4 separate regions of the Homo sapiens genome follow, and regions 2, 3 and 4 are each linked to region 1. A link is a contact called in ENCODE Hi-C or POLR2A ChIA-PET data. All regions are on one chromosome and are shown on one strand. Each heading gives the region's core, a stretch centred on a gene start or an enhancer-like site at or near the end of the contact. The rest is flanking DNA. Distances are from core to core; before and after follow the strand shown. Region 1 holds the start of INTS2 (integrator complex subunit 2). Region 2 holds the start of DDX42 (DEAD-box helicase 42). Region 3 holds the start of PPM1D (protein phosphatase, Mg2+/Mn2+ dependent 1D). Region 4 holds the start of TANC2 (tetratricopeptide repeat, ankyrin repeat and coiled-coil containing 2).

Region 1 (3,116 bases), core at 279-2,778:
TATACATATGTTTTTTCTGGGTCACAATGTGAAATGTATTATTGTGGGTCAGGTGGAAAAAATTTTCAGAAGCATTGCAACACACAATTCTTTTCTTCCTTTGCTGATCTATGTTGAAAGTCATATATATATATATATTTTTGAGATGGAGTCTGGCTCTGTTGCCCAGGCTGGAGTGCGGTGGCATGATCTCTGCTCACTGAAACATCTGCCTCCTAGGTTCAAGTGATTTTCCTGTCTCAGCCTCCGAAGTAGCTGGGACTACAGGTGCTCCATCACCACGCTGGGGTAATTTTTTTTTTTTTTTTTTTTTTTTGAGACGGAGTTTCGCTCTTATTGCCTAGGCTGGAGTGCAATGGCACGATCTCAGCTCACCACAACCTCCGCCTCCCAGGTTCAAGCAATGCTCCCGCCTCAGCCTCCCAAGTAGCTGAGATTACAGGCGCACACCACCACGCCTGGCTAATTTTTGCATTTTTAGTAGAGGCGGAGTTTCACCATGTTGGTCAGGCTGGTCTCGAACTCCTGGCCTCGTGATCTGCCTGCCTCGGCCTCCCAAAGTGCTAGGATTACAGGCATGAGCCATCGTGCTCGGCCTAATTTTTATATTTTTTGTAGAGTTGGGGTTTAGTCATGTTGCGTCAGGCTGGTCTCGAACTCCTGACCTCAGGTGATCCGCCCGCCTCGGCTTCCCAAAGCGCTGGGATTACAGGCATGAGACACCACGCCCGGCTCTGACTTTATTTTTAAAGAGGTTATAAAGTGCTATATCTTTGTAAAATATTTTTATTTCCAGCTCCTAGCACAATATCTGGTAAATAGAAGTTGCCAAATAAACGTTGATCGAACTAGGAACAATAAATAGTATGAAGACATATGGACTAGCGGTTCTTCATATATAGACTAGTGGTTCTTTTCTGAGTGATCAGACTTCCTTTGAGAAGTTGTTGAAAGTTTTGGACCCTCTTCCCAGAAGAAGTGCCGAGCACTCAGTTCTGAACGGATTCCAGAGAATTCCTGAATCCCCGTGCATTGCCTCTCTAAGGTTCTATGGGTCCCCCAAGTTAAGAACCTGAAAGGAAGGTGTTTAACTTCTGACAGCGGAGGTGTGAGGTCAAGAGCGGAAGAAAGTTTGGGGTTAGATCACTTTTAAAATTCTCCCACAAATCCTGGGATTCTAGAATTTTGGTTCTGGGAAGGCACAGGCAAAGATTTAAAGAGTACAGTTTGGTACCACTAGTGTCAAAGAATAGTGGGAACGATTTTAACACACGTTATGCCATTTGAATGCCATGGCAATCCTGTGATGATGAAATTTAAGTTCTGAGGGGCTCAGTGGCTTGCTTGTCTAAAAGGAAGGAGCTGGTAGGCTCTGGAAATCAGAGCCTACCAGAATCACATTTCTAAATTTTTGGCGAACAAGTAGGGCAGGGCAAATAAAGTGGAGAAAGGGGCGGGGCCGCGCACGCGCACAGTTGCATTGGCGCCGACGTCTCTGCCTTTCCTCTCGCAGCCACCCTTCCTCTCAGACCAGTACGGTGGCCGACGGGAGTCAGACGCTGGGGATGAATGAAGGTGCTGGGTGCAGGTTGAAAAAGTCTCCCGCTTTTCCGTTCCTACAGTCCCGGTTCTGCCTTTGTGTGGTGCCCCCATCCTTCCCACTTTGTATCGACAACCCGGTTGGTCCCGGCGTCTGAGTTCTTGGTGTCCGAGTCGACTCGAGGCACAACTAGGGTTTGGGGTTCCGGATATCGCCTAGGCCCAACATCGGACCGCGCTCTCGATTTCTGCCGCGTCCCGCCTCTAGGACGCGGAGTCCGTGTGCGGTTCCGTGAGGCTGGAGGGTAGATCTTAAGGTATGAAGCGTCCGCTTCTCTGGCCTCAGCGCGTTCCTAGGTCCGTGTCGGAGCCTGGCCAGACTTTGCTCAGCCTGAGGGACTTATTGGTTCTAGTTGCGCCCGGGGCGAGACGGAGGAGCACGCAGGTCTTGGCTCCTCTGCTCCAGTCAGCCCGCCCCTCTGTTAAAAGAGCAGCCCCTCCCTGAAAGCAAAGCAGTTTTTACCCACGACTTTTACCCACGCTGCTGCTAGTCGGTCGGCCTTGAGAGGGGACTGCTTTGGCTGCCAGCTCACTGCCTTTTTGTTTACTTTTTGTGCCTTGGATGATTCCTGGAGACAGAGAAGTGCGCTAATGAGACGCGTCTTTCTCACATAGCACCCACACATCTGCTTTTTACCCGGTAACACAGGGGACATAGGATAGTGTTGTGGCCTCCAGAGCCTTGAATCTGGCATTGGTTCTGCCCAGTGATTTGCTAGTTTTTCCACCGACTCATGGAGGGTGAGAAAGAGAAGCCCAATAGTTCTTGATGTATATCGGGGTAGGCATGTGAAACTATCGGGGTATGAAAGAAAGCACTTAACTATGACCATTCACTTTTGTTTACATTTTGTGGAGCTCATGTGACTGATATAGTGGAGAAAGTCTTGGACTGGGATTTTAGTAGATGAGGATTCAGCCTTGGATTGTGCCTCTAACTAGTAATACTATTTTGGGCGTGTTACTTCATCTCTCTGGGCTTCATATTCCTTCTTTGTAAAATATGAGTATTAGAGCAGAAGATTCCTGAGGCTGGAAGAGACATTAATATACTCTGTTTTCTTTCCCATTTCCCAGGTGACAGTATAAACCTAGGGAGACAGAGAAGCCTTGTCTTGATTGTGCCAGGAACATTGCCAACATAGGGACCTATTAAAGATACACCACATTTTTCAGGGTTTTTAGAAAGTTGGGTGTTCATACATGTGAAAGTTAAACTCCTACTTTCATTTGTATTTTTACCATTAGGATCAACAAACAGTAATAATGACTGAATGTACAAGTCTTCAGTTTGTCAGCCCTTTTGCTTTTGAGGCAATGCAGAAGGTGGATGTTGTTTGCCTGGCATCTTTAAGTGATCCAGAATTAAGACTTCTTCTGCCCTGTTTGGTACGGATGGCACTTTGTGCACCTGCTGACCAGAGCCAAAGCTGGGCTCAGGATAAGAAACTCATCCTTCGCCTTCTTTCTGGAGTGGAAGCTGTCAACTCCATTGTTGCATTGTTGTCCGTGGACTT
Region 2 (3,116 bases), core at 413-2,912, 1.8 Mb before region 1:
ATAAATCAGATATTATCATTCCTCTGATCGAAACCCTCAGATCCTTCCTAAGTAACAGCCTAAAAGGCTTTGGTTGTTCCGCTCACTCCCTTCCCCCAATTCTTCCCTGACCTTATCTCCTAATACTCCCTCAGCTCACAGTGCTCCAAACGCGTTGGTCTTCACACTCTTAACGGGCCAGCTTTGTCCTCCTCAAGGCTTTTATGTTTGTTATTCTCTAGCTTGGAACGTTCCTTTCCCCAGATAAACGTAGGCTCTCACTCCACCTTCTAGTCCGCTTAAATATCAGCTTGTCTGTATGGACTTCCCTGACCACTTTATTGCAAATTCCAACACCACCACCTCCCCAACCCCCTTTCCAGCTTTCTTTTCCCTAAGATACTGATCATCTTCTAACATTCAGTATAATATATGTATCTGTTTGCCTCTCCTCCCGCTACTAGAAAGTTAAGTTCCCCAAAGGCAGGGGTCTAACACCTATCCCTATCACCTAGAACGGCGCTAGAGAATAGGCACCAATAAAAATACCCCTTGAATGAACGAATTGCACATTAGGCTACACAATGCTTCTTCCAGGTACAGGAAGATATATTTTCTTTTCCCAGCTGTCAAAATATAAACATTAATTTTTGTACGAAACACTCATTGCTCACCTCTTATGTGCCAGAAATGAGCTTGGCTCTGCAAAGCGCCTTAAGACATAGTCCCTGCGCTTGAGGAAGTCCTGGGTGTGTATACGAGAGAGGACAGACATAGAAACATCATTGACAAAAAGAAAACACAGGGAAGCCACAAGAAATTGGATAACTGCCTATAGGAGTGGGGGCAAGAGGGAAATTCTCAGTGATGAGAATGTAATTCCCCAAAACTCTCGACAGCTTCTCCTGTTTTTGATGCATATGTTTGCAATTCCATGTAAATTATTTATTCACATCAGATACGCTCTCAAGTAGGCCGCAAAAAAGTTTGTGTGACTACAGTGATGCTAATAATCGACCTACTCAACGCTGCACAAAGATCATCGCCTATATCTTTTCACTCCTCTCATTTGGCAGCTTTTGCCTCTCAGGACCCCAAATTCGGAGGCCTGCATCTCCCAAGCGCTGCCTCCTTGGGTCAGAATTCTCCCCGCGCTATTCCTGCCCTGGAGCCGGGCACCCTGCAAATCCTTTTCCTAGGCGAGGGGGCGCCGCCTCCGGAAAGCCGCCAACTGGGCCTCGGTAAGACTTGTGAGGGAAGCGGGAGCTGTGGGAGGGCGACGCGGCTAGGAAGGAACCCTAGAGGCCTCAGCCCCCACTCCCACCCCTTCCCGGCACCCCGGCCGCCGGTGCCCCGAGGCTCTGCCGACTCTTTGTTAAGCGAGGCCGCGGTTCCTCCGCCCTCGCTAGGCCCAGCAGTTGCCTCCAGTGCCCCCAAGGACTGGCGGCCTTGCGTCCAGAAACCCCACGCACAAACCTGCTGCTATGGCTGCAGCGGCAGCTGCTACAACCGCGGGCGCGGAGCGAATCCCGGAGCCCAAAGTACGCGCTGTCCCGGCCCGGTCCCGCCGCGCTCCTTCCTCTCCGCCCCCTTCGCCGCCGCCGCCGCCACCACCACCACCGCCGCCGCCACCGCCACCACCGCCACCGCCTCACGGCCCGTTGCTGAAGGGGGGAGGGGAACAAAAACGCGACATGCGCAGTGAGGAACGCGCGGGCAGAAGGGCGGGGCCGGGGCTACGGCTCCCGGAAGGCGCCTGACCTTAAAGCTCCAGAACGCCTCACAGGCTCCTCAGATACTCTGACGGGAAACTGCAGTTGGGTGGACAGTGTTCATGACCCATCTAGAAAGTGGGTCTGCGAATGAAGAAAAAGTGGCGTCAAGGGGCTAGCCAAAAATCCCAAGAGAAAACGGGTTGGACAGAAACCATATTTACATGAACATGCCTATAGTTTAAACTGTTGCATATACTACTAGAGCGACACTCTTGCCTCTGGCCACGTGGTCCCACACAGCATGGCCACCTTTAGCTTCCGGAGCACCGGTTCCGTGTGACGTCAACTTGACGGAATCCTAGGTAGGAGGATTGGGATAGGCGAGGGCAGTTCCGGCCCAGGGGCGGGGATTATGTAATTTTCCCAAAAGCCCCACCTCGCCTCAGCCGGGCGGGAGAGAGGGAGGTCTCGCGCTTTCCCCGGGGTTGCGTCCCGCCCCGCAGGCTGCGCGCAGGCGCTGACGAGCCGCTCGCATTCTACGTAACGGACGGCGGAGGCTACGTGAAGAGAGGCGCGGCGTGACTGAGCTACGGTTCTGGCTGCGTCCTAGAGGCATCCGGGGCAGTAAAACCGCTGCGATCGCGGAGGCGGCGGCCAGGCCGAGAGGCAGGCCGGGCAGGGGTGTCGGACGCAGGGCGCTGGGCCGGGTTTCGGCTTCGGCCACAGGTAAGGAGCGGGCCAGGACGCGCTCGTCGGCGTGGCCGGGCCAGGCCGAGCGGTGACTCCGAGTTGCTTGGCCTGTAGCCCGGTCCGGTTGAGATAATTGTAATGGTTTGGGGGAACTTTCCCACGGAGCTGTGAGCAAATGATAGCCAAAAGGGCAGAGTTAGAGGAAATGTACAGTGTGTGCCGGAGGATGACATTAGGATGTATTGATTCTCTTGGGTGGGGAGAAACTAGGCAAAGGGGTTTAATAGAAGCAAAAACCTCTGTGGCCAGTCTCTTCTGGAGGTTTCTAAAATGAAACGTGTTTGTATCCAACACATATAAAGAGACAGAGGAAAGTCTGCATGATTTCCAGAATACTCGTTTTGGCCGTTGTCAGGAAGACCTAATCTAAAATGACAACAAGGAATGATGGCCTCACTCAGTCCTCTTTCCTCAAGTCTAGACTCAGTCGCTGAGGAACTATTGGATGAGCTTGCAGAAAATAATCAAACCAGACTTGTTAGCGCTTGTGTGAATTTTCCTTGGTCCTGTGTTGCTTGCTTCAGGAGTCATAGAGGCTGGGTGGTCTGGCAAGGACTTGTGCATTTGAGAACTGACAGGTGCAGCGGAGACTTCTAAGAGGGAAAACCAAGGTAAAAATGGCTTGGATGATTGTAACCTAAATAACCTTGAAGGATCTCCATTATAGTGCTG
Region 3 (3,116 bases), core at 411-2,910, 1.3 Mb after region 1:
AGCAATTATAATGCTGTAAGATGATTCTGTAAATGTTGGGCACAGAAATCCTGCCTGCTTTACAAACATTTAAAAAAACTTAGATGAAACTACAACTACACCGAAATTTTTAGACATTTAAGACCTTTATTTCCTTCTAGCATACAGTAATTCCTTGCCTTTTCTTATTTTGATGGGCAGTTACAATTTATAAGTACTTTTTAAACTAGGAACAACCGGTTGGGAACTATCTGAAAGCAATCAGCTAAGGCAATTTCCAAAAAGAAAACCCAAGCAGAATCTAACGCACACCCTTAACACGGGGCCAGTTTTTAAGAGGTAACAACACGTTCCGCGTTTTTAGTTTTCATAAGCAGTACAGGTTTATGATCCTAAAAACATCTCACCATCATTACAACGGAATTCCTTCCAAAACTTTAAGTTGCCGGATGGTTACGTTTCAGCCCTTCTAAATTAGCTTACGCTTTACTCCAGCAACCAACCCCAGCAATCCCGGGTCAATCTGGAGAACTGACACCACCGGTAGGAGGCAACCGAGAGGGATAAGACTTTCAGGAGCAGAATTATGACAGATTCTCTAAGGAAACACTACAGTTTTTCCTTCGCCTGGCCCAGGTGCAACATCGATTTATCTTTTGGCCAAAATCTGGCGCCAGGTTTCAAACACGTTTCCTCTGGTTGCCACCAAAGTGAAGCAGGGAAGGGAGTGGACTGCTTCCCATTGATCCTTGGAGGATGGAAATAAAGCAAGAATAGGCTGCAGGGAGACGGCAATCCTATCTTCCCCAAGGCCGCTTGGTTTGCCCGGACCTCCACCCAGCAAAGCGCTATTACAGCTTTTAGTCACTTCCATCAGTGTATACTTTGGTTGCGCTCTGGGTGCCGGGGGCCCACGCGGGGCTGGTGCCATAAAAGCCCTGAACTGCCTGAAAAAGGGGCGGGCGCCAAACAAGCCAGGGAACTTACCCAGTTTCTTCCACATGGCAAGGTGACAAGCGAGAAAGCCTTTGCGGATGGCAGCGCAAACCTTAGCCGGCTCGGACGAGGTGAAACCCTTCTGCTTCTTGATGAAACCCCACAAGTGCTCCCGGGCAAACTGTGCCGCCTCCCGCCCGCCGTGCCCGTCGCACACGGCGAAAAAGGCCACGGAGGAACGGCGGCGGCAGCAGCGGCTAGGTGCCGGCGAGGCCCCGGCGTCCGGGAGAGGGTCGCGAGCCTCTCGGGCTGCCACCGCTGGGCCTTTCCCCGAGACTTCGCCGCCGGGAAGGGCGGCCGGCGACGGCCGCGGAGGCAACGGCTGAGACAGCGACCGCCGCGGCGAGGGCTTTTCTTCAGCCGTCGGTTCGGGCTCCACAACGATTTGAGTAACGTCCTCCATGTACTTCCTCCCGCCCTGGTCGGAGAAGACGCTCACTCCCAGCGAGTACAGCCCCGCCATGGCCGGCTGGCCGGGATCCCGCCGGTCCCACGCAGCCCGCCGAATCCGGCGGCGGGAGACACACTAGGCGCTCGCCGGCCAACTATTGTTTATCTTCGACGACGCCGAGAAGGGGGAGGGGGCGGACCCGGAGAAGGGGGGGCGCGCGATGTCTGGACTTGTCCGCGAGAGCTGGGCCGGAGCGCCGGAGCGAGCAGAGCCAGGCAGTTGCGCCTGCGCACTGCGCTTCCCCCCACCGCCCGCGCCCACCACACAAATCAGGCGTTCTCCCCCGCTGACGTCACTCGGCTCTCTAAGCTCGACCAATCCGGAGTCGAGTGGAGCGAGCCCGCCCTCCGTCCCCGCCTTCGCTCCCGCCTGCGACGGCCGCGCTGCCTCCTCCCGCCGCTGGCGCTGGGCCCGCGCATCTCCTAGTTTGCTTCCCCTACGCCGCGGGCGTTTTCGCCCTCCGGGTTGTCGGCAGTTGTTGATCCTTTCCCGAGCGGCTTGGTCTGTGTAGGCTTTTGGCTCAGTCCAGCGTTCTTAATGCGGCCTGCTGGCCTTGGCGTCCCGCTGCTTGCTTTGCTAGGAAGGTGGTGTGGGCTCGGGCCCCCAGCGAGTGGAGAATGAAGGGAGAAGAGTTCACCCTCCTCCTAAGCGAAATGGCGGGAAACCTCCCTTCCAAAGGGCGATTGTGAGCTGGCCGGAACAAGTGCTGCACCCTTGAGCTGGATCTGGGTGGGACGTATTCGACTGGGAATGGAGGAGGGAGGGAGTCCAGTTCTGTTGTTTAAAAAGCACTTAGGAAATTTCCACCGTCAGCTGCACAGTCTCGGTTCACATAACTAGGTATGTCAGAGACGTAAGAGGGCTGTATTCTAACGAATTCCTAGGCAGATCTTTTCAGCTTTTGTTAAAGGTAGTGCTCGTTCCGACCAGCTCTGGATACAGCATTTTATTCCTGCGGTATCACTTCAAGTTATCACTTGAAAATAACTGACAAACACTGCCAAGAGCCCCAGTGCTCTAACGGTTTGGTGATCGTCCCCTCTCTTCACCGAGTCGGTCACAATCCCAACGCTAAAACCTTTGCACGGATTTTCATGGAGTTAAGCCGCAGAGCGAGGAATACACTAGTATTTGCTCAGTAGCATACGTTTTGTAGTTGAATCACTTTAAAGTTCACTTTTCCCGTTTTTGGCCATTTCTTCATCAATCTGTACTTTCCTGTAAAACCTTTGAGATTTTCAAATGGCCTAAAAACAGTATGGAAACGGGAATGGGGGGAATGTACATACAGTTGGCACAAGAAATAAAAATAGAAAAAATCTTTATATCAATAAAAATATAAATAAGCAAAATCAGCTCAAGAAAATGTAGAAAATCTGAATAGATCAACTAAGTAAAAATAAATACAATTGAAGATATTCATTACCCCAAAAAGCACTAGACCAGATGGTTCCAGGGCATGGAAACGCTTGAAAAAAAAAATCCCAGCTTGTTTGGAGAGGTAATCATAACCCTGTTAGTAAAACCTAAGCATTATGAACACTAAAAGGAAACCTACAGACCCTGTTTTGTAACGATGAATACAAAAATCCTAAATGAAATATTAGCATTGTAATTAGGGAGCAGCCTCCATATCACAAGAACGGTTTGTGTAGCTCTATATTATTCATCTTACCGTTCACCACGTTTG
Region 4 (3,116 bases), core at 304-2,803, 1.0 Mb before region 1:
TGCCGTTCTCTATAATTAACCATTGTGATAGATACTGGCTCCAACCCCTCAAAATGCCTGAAAATCTATCCCTTTTGTTCACCACACTGCTTTGTTTTCCTCATTACAGATATTTTCACCTGTGTAAAAATCAGGAAAAGGGCACATACGAAAAATACTTCCCTTTGCCTAATGATCTTTAACTCATAATTATGGTCAAGACGTTTGGGGTTTTGTTTGTTTCTTTTCCTGGAGAGGAGCAGAGAAGAGAGTGAAAGACACCCGAAACACCAAATCTTCTTCCTAATGTTAATTATCATTGTTTATGTTTTGTGAAGACCATTCTAAACATTCCACACCTGGAAATGAAGACTGGATACAATTGTACCAATGCTCTACACGCTGATGGCAAAACCTGGAATTATTTTAGCCCTATTTTTTCTTTCCAATCTCACAGCCAGACACAATTTGCTTTTTTTCTTTCACGTGGTTACTTTCTCTACCTCAAAAAAAATAGCTTATCATAGCTCCTCCCGATTTCCTATGGCAAAATATCTAGCAATGAGCCTTATTAATCTTTTATTATGCTACACCTCCTTTCCCAGAGGAATTATTAATATCGCTAATAACACTTCGACCATGAATTTCAACGCCACAGAGGCCAGCCCATCCTGTGCCTTACCTGGCACATTTCGCAACTACTTTTATGCTGCATTCTGGGGGCACATTTTGCAACTCGTTCTGCACCACATTCCCTGCCACGTTTAGCAATCCGCCTCGCATCTTATCCTTGGTCCCCGTCATCCAGAGACGCTCTAGGTACCAAATTCCATGACATCTTCGGTGACAGCCAAGTGGCGACCCCACACGCCTCTGAAGCCCGCCTTGGTGTCATATTCGGAGCCAGCCTTCCCCACGCCTTGGACACCGAGGCACTTCGCTGCCCATTTCGCCGTCTCCCCGCTCGCCCCCGCCCCTCTCCCCGGAGCCGAGGCTGTGGAGGCGAACGACCCTGTCACTGAAGCGACCTTTCCTCGCCCTGCTCCCCGGGCCCCTTACCTGCCGCTCTGAGGGGCTCTCTGCACCTCCGGGTCAAGCCCCAGTCCCCGGGGTCTCCTGTGAGGACCGCGCCGCCCGCCGGCGCCGCCCGCGATTCCCGGAGCACCTCGCAGTCCTCCAACGCCCCGCGGCGAGTCTGCACCCCGGAACGGCGCGGCGGGGCCTCGCAGCCGGCGAGCGCAGCCCGCGGCGGTGCTCCTGTCAGCGGCGGCTCGGGGGCCAGCTCTCGCCCCTCGGCTCGGCTCGGCGGCGGCGGGCGCCTCGCTCCGCCTAGCGCGCGGCACAGCCGGGAGGTGAGCGCGAGGGGGATGGGAATGGGGGCGGGGCCGCCCGAAGGAGGCGCGGAGGGCGGTGGCGGCGGGAGGGCAGCGCCAGCGGCCCTAGGCCGGGCGCTCGGAGCGCTCGCAGCTTCCCCCGCCGGGCGGGCGGCTCGCGCGAGGCGGCTGTGCCAGCGGGCCCCGCCGGAGCAGCGCGCCCAGCAACCCGCGCCCCGCCGGCCGCTCGCTAGCGCCGCCGCCGCGCTGGGGGCGTCGCACCCTCTGAGGCCGCCCGCAGCCCCGCCCCCTCCGGGCTGGGGTGGGGAGGGGCGCGAGCGCGGAGGGAGCGCGCGTGCGTGGGGGCGCGTGCGTGGTGGAGCGCGCGCGCCCCCGCCCCTTCCACAGTTTGGGGGTGGGGAACGGCTGGAAGAGGGAGTGGGGACGCAGCCCTCCTCCGCGCGGAGAGACGGGGCCCTGGCTCTGGCGCTCTGGGATGTCCTGGCATTTCTCGTATCCCCGGGGGGCTCGGACTTGTGGGTGGCATTTGGAGGGGCAGCAGGGAGGACGCTCGGTAACTGACAAGGCCCTACATAGTTGGGCTCCGCCCTCAGGGGTGATGTCACTCTCGAGGTGGCTGCTGCTGTCACGTGCGCCCATTTCAGGGCCTGTCCTCCTGCTTTGATGACCGGAATGCTCTCCTAGATCTCCCCCACTTCGGTCACCTCAGGCACATATCACTCTGAGAGTCCTCGAAGCCTACAAGTGTCAGTTATTCTTTCCCGGATTCTCAGTGGTAGTTTGTAGACGACTTCAAAAGGCCACGGTTGGCTGTGGGGAGAATCAGAATGAGAAAGAAAAACAAAACAACAGTGGGGTTTGTGGGGAGACCGAGACTGTTATTTAGAATAATGGCTGAAAATTCACCAACCACAGCTTGCAAACCTGAGGTAAAGTCGTGGCGCTGCTTCTGTCACTGCCAGGTTGACTAAGAAGTAGCGTGGTTTTAAGAGCTGGTCGACAAGGGCGGGAAAGCCACCACATTAATACCTCGTCGAACGATGTTAGGTCATATTTCACCCTCCACCTAGATCTTCTTCCCCTCTACTGTTTCCCTCCTATCATAAAACAGCAAGTCGGCTGTGGGAGGTATTTGGGACATAAACATCATCGCGTGCTGCAAGATGATGCGAAGCAATCACCGTTACCAACTCTGCCCGGCTCGCCTTCCCTTCCATAAACTGAGATGACCTTTCGTGGTCATCCAACTTCTTAATCAGATGACATGATTGGAAATAGATGCGCCAAATTACATCAATCAAGGAAGCTCTGTCTGTGGCGCTTCCAAGGTAGAGAGGTTTGTTTGATAACAGCACTTTAATCTGCCCCATCCTGTAGCACTTCATCCAGGAGTTTCTTCGATTTTCAAAAATTAGTATTAATTTCAGAACAATACAAGAAACTGGATATGAACATGTCCATCCAACAGCTCTTCTTTACAGTGAATGCTTGCAAAGTCAGAGCTAGAGCAGCTTTGAATAATACAGCTAACATGGCAAGGTGAAGGGCTGACATATGGAATCTTTTGGTGTTAACTCCAGAAAGTTAGATTAATCTAATGAAAACCCATCTACCTATGGTATTAGAGGCAAGGTAGTGATTACTTACAGGGGAATTGATTGAGAGGGGACAGGAGAGAGCCTTCTGGTTTGCTGGAAATATTCAATATCTTAATGGTTACCCGGGTGTATACATATGCAAAAAGATCTGTGCACTTCATGTCAGTTTTTTAAAATCACATACACACAAAGAAGCATTACAATG

Evidence for each region. A loop is a pair of places that touch in the nucleus more often than their neighbours do. ChIA-PET counts read pairs that join two places held with the same protein, here RNA polymerase II (POLR2A). Pooled maps may share reads with other maps.
Region 2: a map of gastrocnemius medialis shows a loop between it and region 1 (4-fold over the local background). The contact joins the promoter of DDX42 here to the promoter of INTS2 in region 1. A Hi-C loop is called at or near these places in 1 of 168 maps with a recorded cell type or tissue (gastrocnemius medialis) and 2 of 50 pooled maps. POLR2A ChIA-PET finds 5 or more read pairs at or near these places in 1 of 52 experiments (IMR-90).
Region 3: a map of naive thymus-derived CD4-positive, alpha-beta T cell shows a loop between it and region 1 (8-fold over the local background). The contact joins the promoter of PPM1D here to the promoter of INTS2 in region 1. A Hi-C loop is called at or near these places in 1 of 168 maps with a recorded cell type or tissue (naive thymus-derived CD4-positive, alpha-beta T cell) and 9 of 50 pooled maps. POLR2A ChIA-PET finds 5 or more read pairs at or near these places in 1 of 52 experiments (B cell).
Region 4: a loop to region 1 is called in a map of CD4-positive, alpha-beta T cell, with 4 times the contacts of the local background. The contact joins the promoter of TANC2 here to the promoter of INTS2 in region 1. A Hi-C loop is called at or near these places in 2 of 168 maps with a recorded cell type or tissue (CD4-positive, alpha-beta T cell and naive thymus-derived CD4-positive, alpha-beta T cell) and 7 of 50 pooled maps.

The regions. Positions count from the first base shown.
Region 1 is chr17:61,926,394-61,929,509 of GRCh38, reverse strand. It overlaps INTS2 (integrator complex subunit 2), which reads left to right and starts at 1,528. Exons shown (of 25, transcript NM_001351695.2): 1 at 1,528-1,856; 2 at 2,848-3,116. The coding sequence starts at 2,866. RefSeq lists a silencer at 1,398-1,497.
Region 2 is chr17:63,772,716-63,775,831 of GRCh38, reverse strand. DDX42 (DEAD-box helicase 42) reads right to left here and starts at 1,662. Exons shown (of 18, transcript NM_203499.3): 1 at 1,456-1,662. CCDC47 (coiled-coil domain containing 47) reads left to right here and starts at 2,235. Exons shown (of 13, transcript NM_020198.3): 1 at 2,235-2,420. RefSeq lists a silencer at 1,334-1,623 and enhancers at 1,754-2,063, 1,776-2,360.
Region 3 is chr17:60,598,737-60,601,852 of GRCh38, reverse strand. PPM1D (protein phosphatase, Mg2+/Mn2+ dependent 1D) reads right to left here and starts at 1,660. Exons shown (of 6, transcript NM_003620.4): 1 at 967-1,660. The coding sequence starts at 1,438. RefSeq lists enhancers at 1,541-1,590, 751-1,738, 1,739-2,727.
Region 4 is chr17:62,964,672-62,967,787 of GRCh38, reverse strand. It overlaps TANC2 (tetratricopeptide repeat, ankyrin repeat and coiled-coil containing 2), which reads right to left and starts at 1,553. Exons shown (of 28, transcript NM_001394998.1): 1 at 1,039-1,553. RefSeq lists a silencer at 1,477-1,666.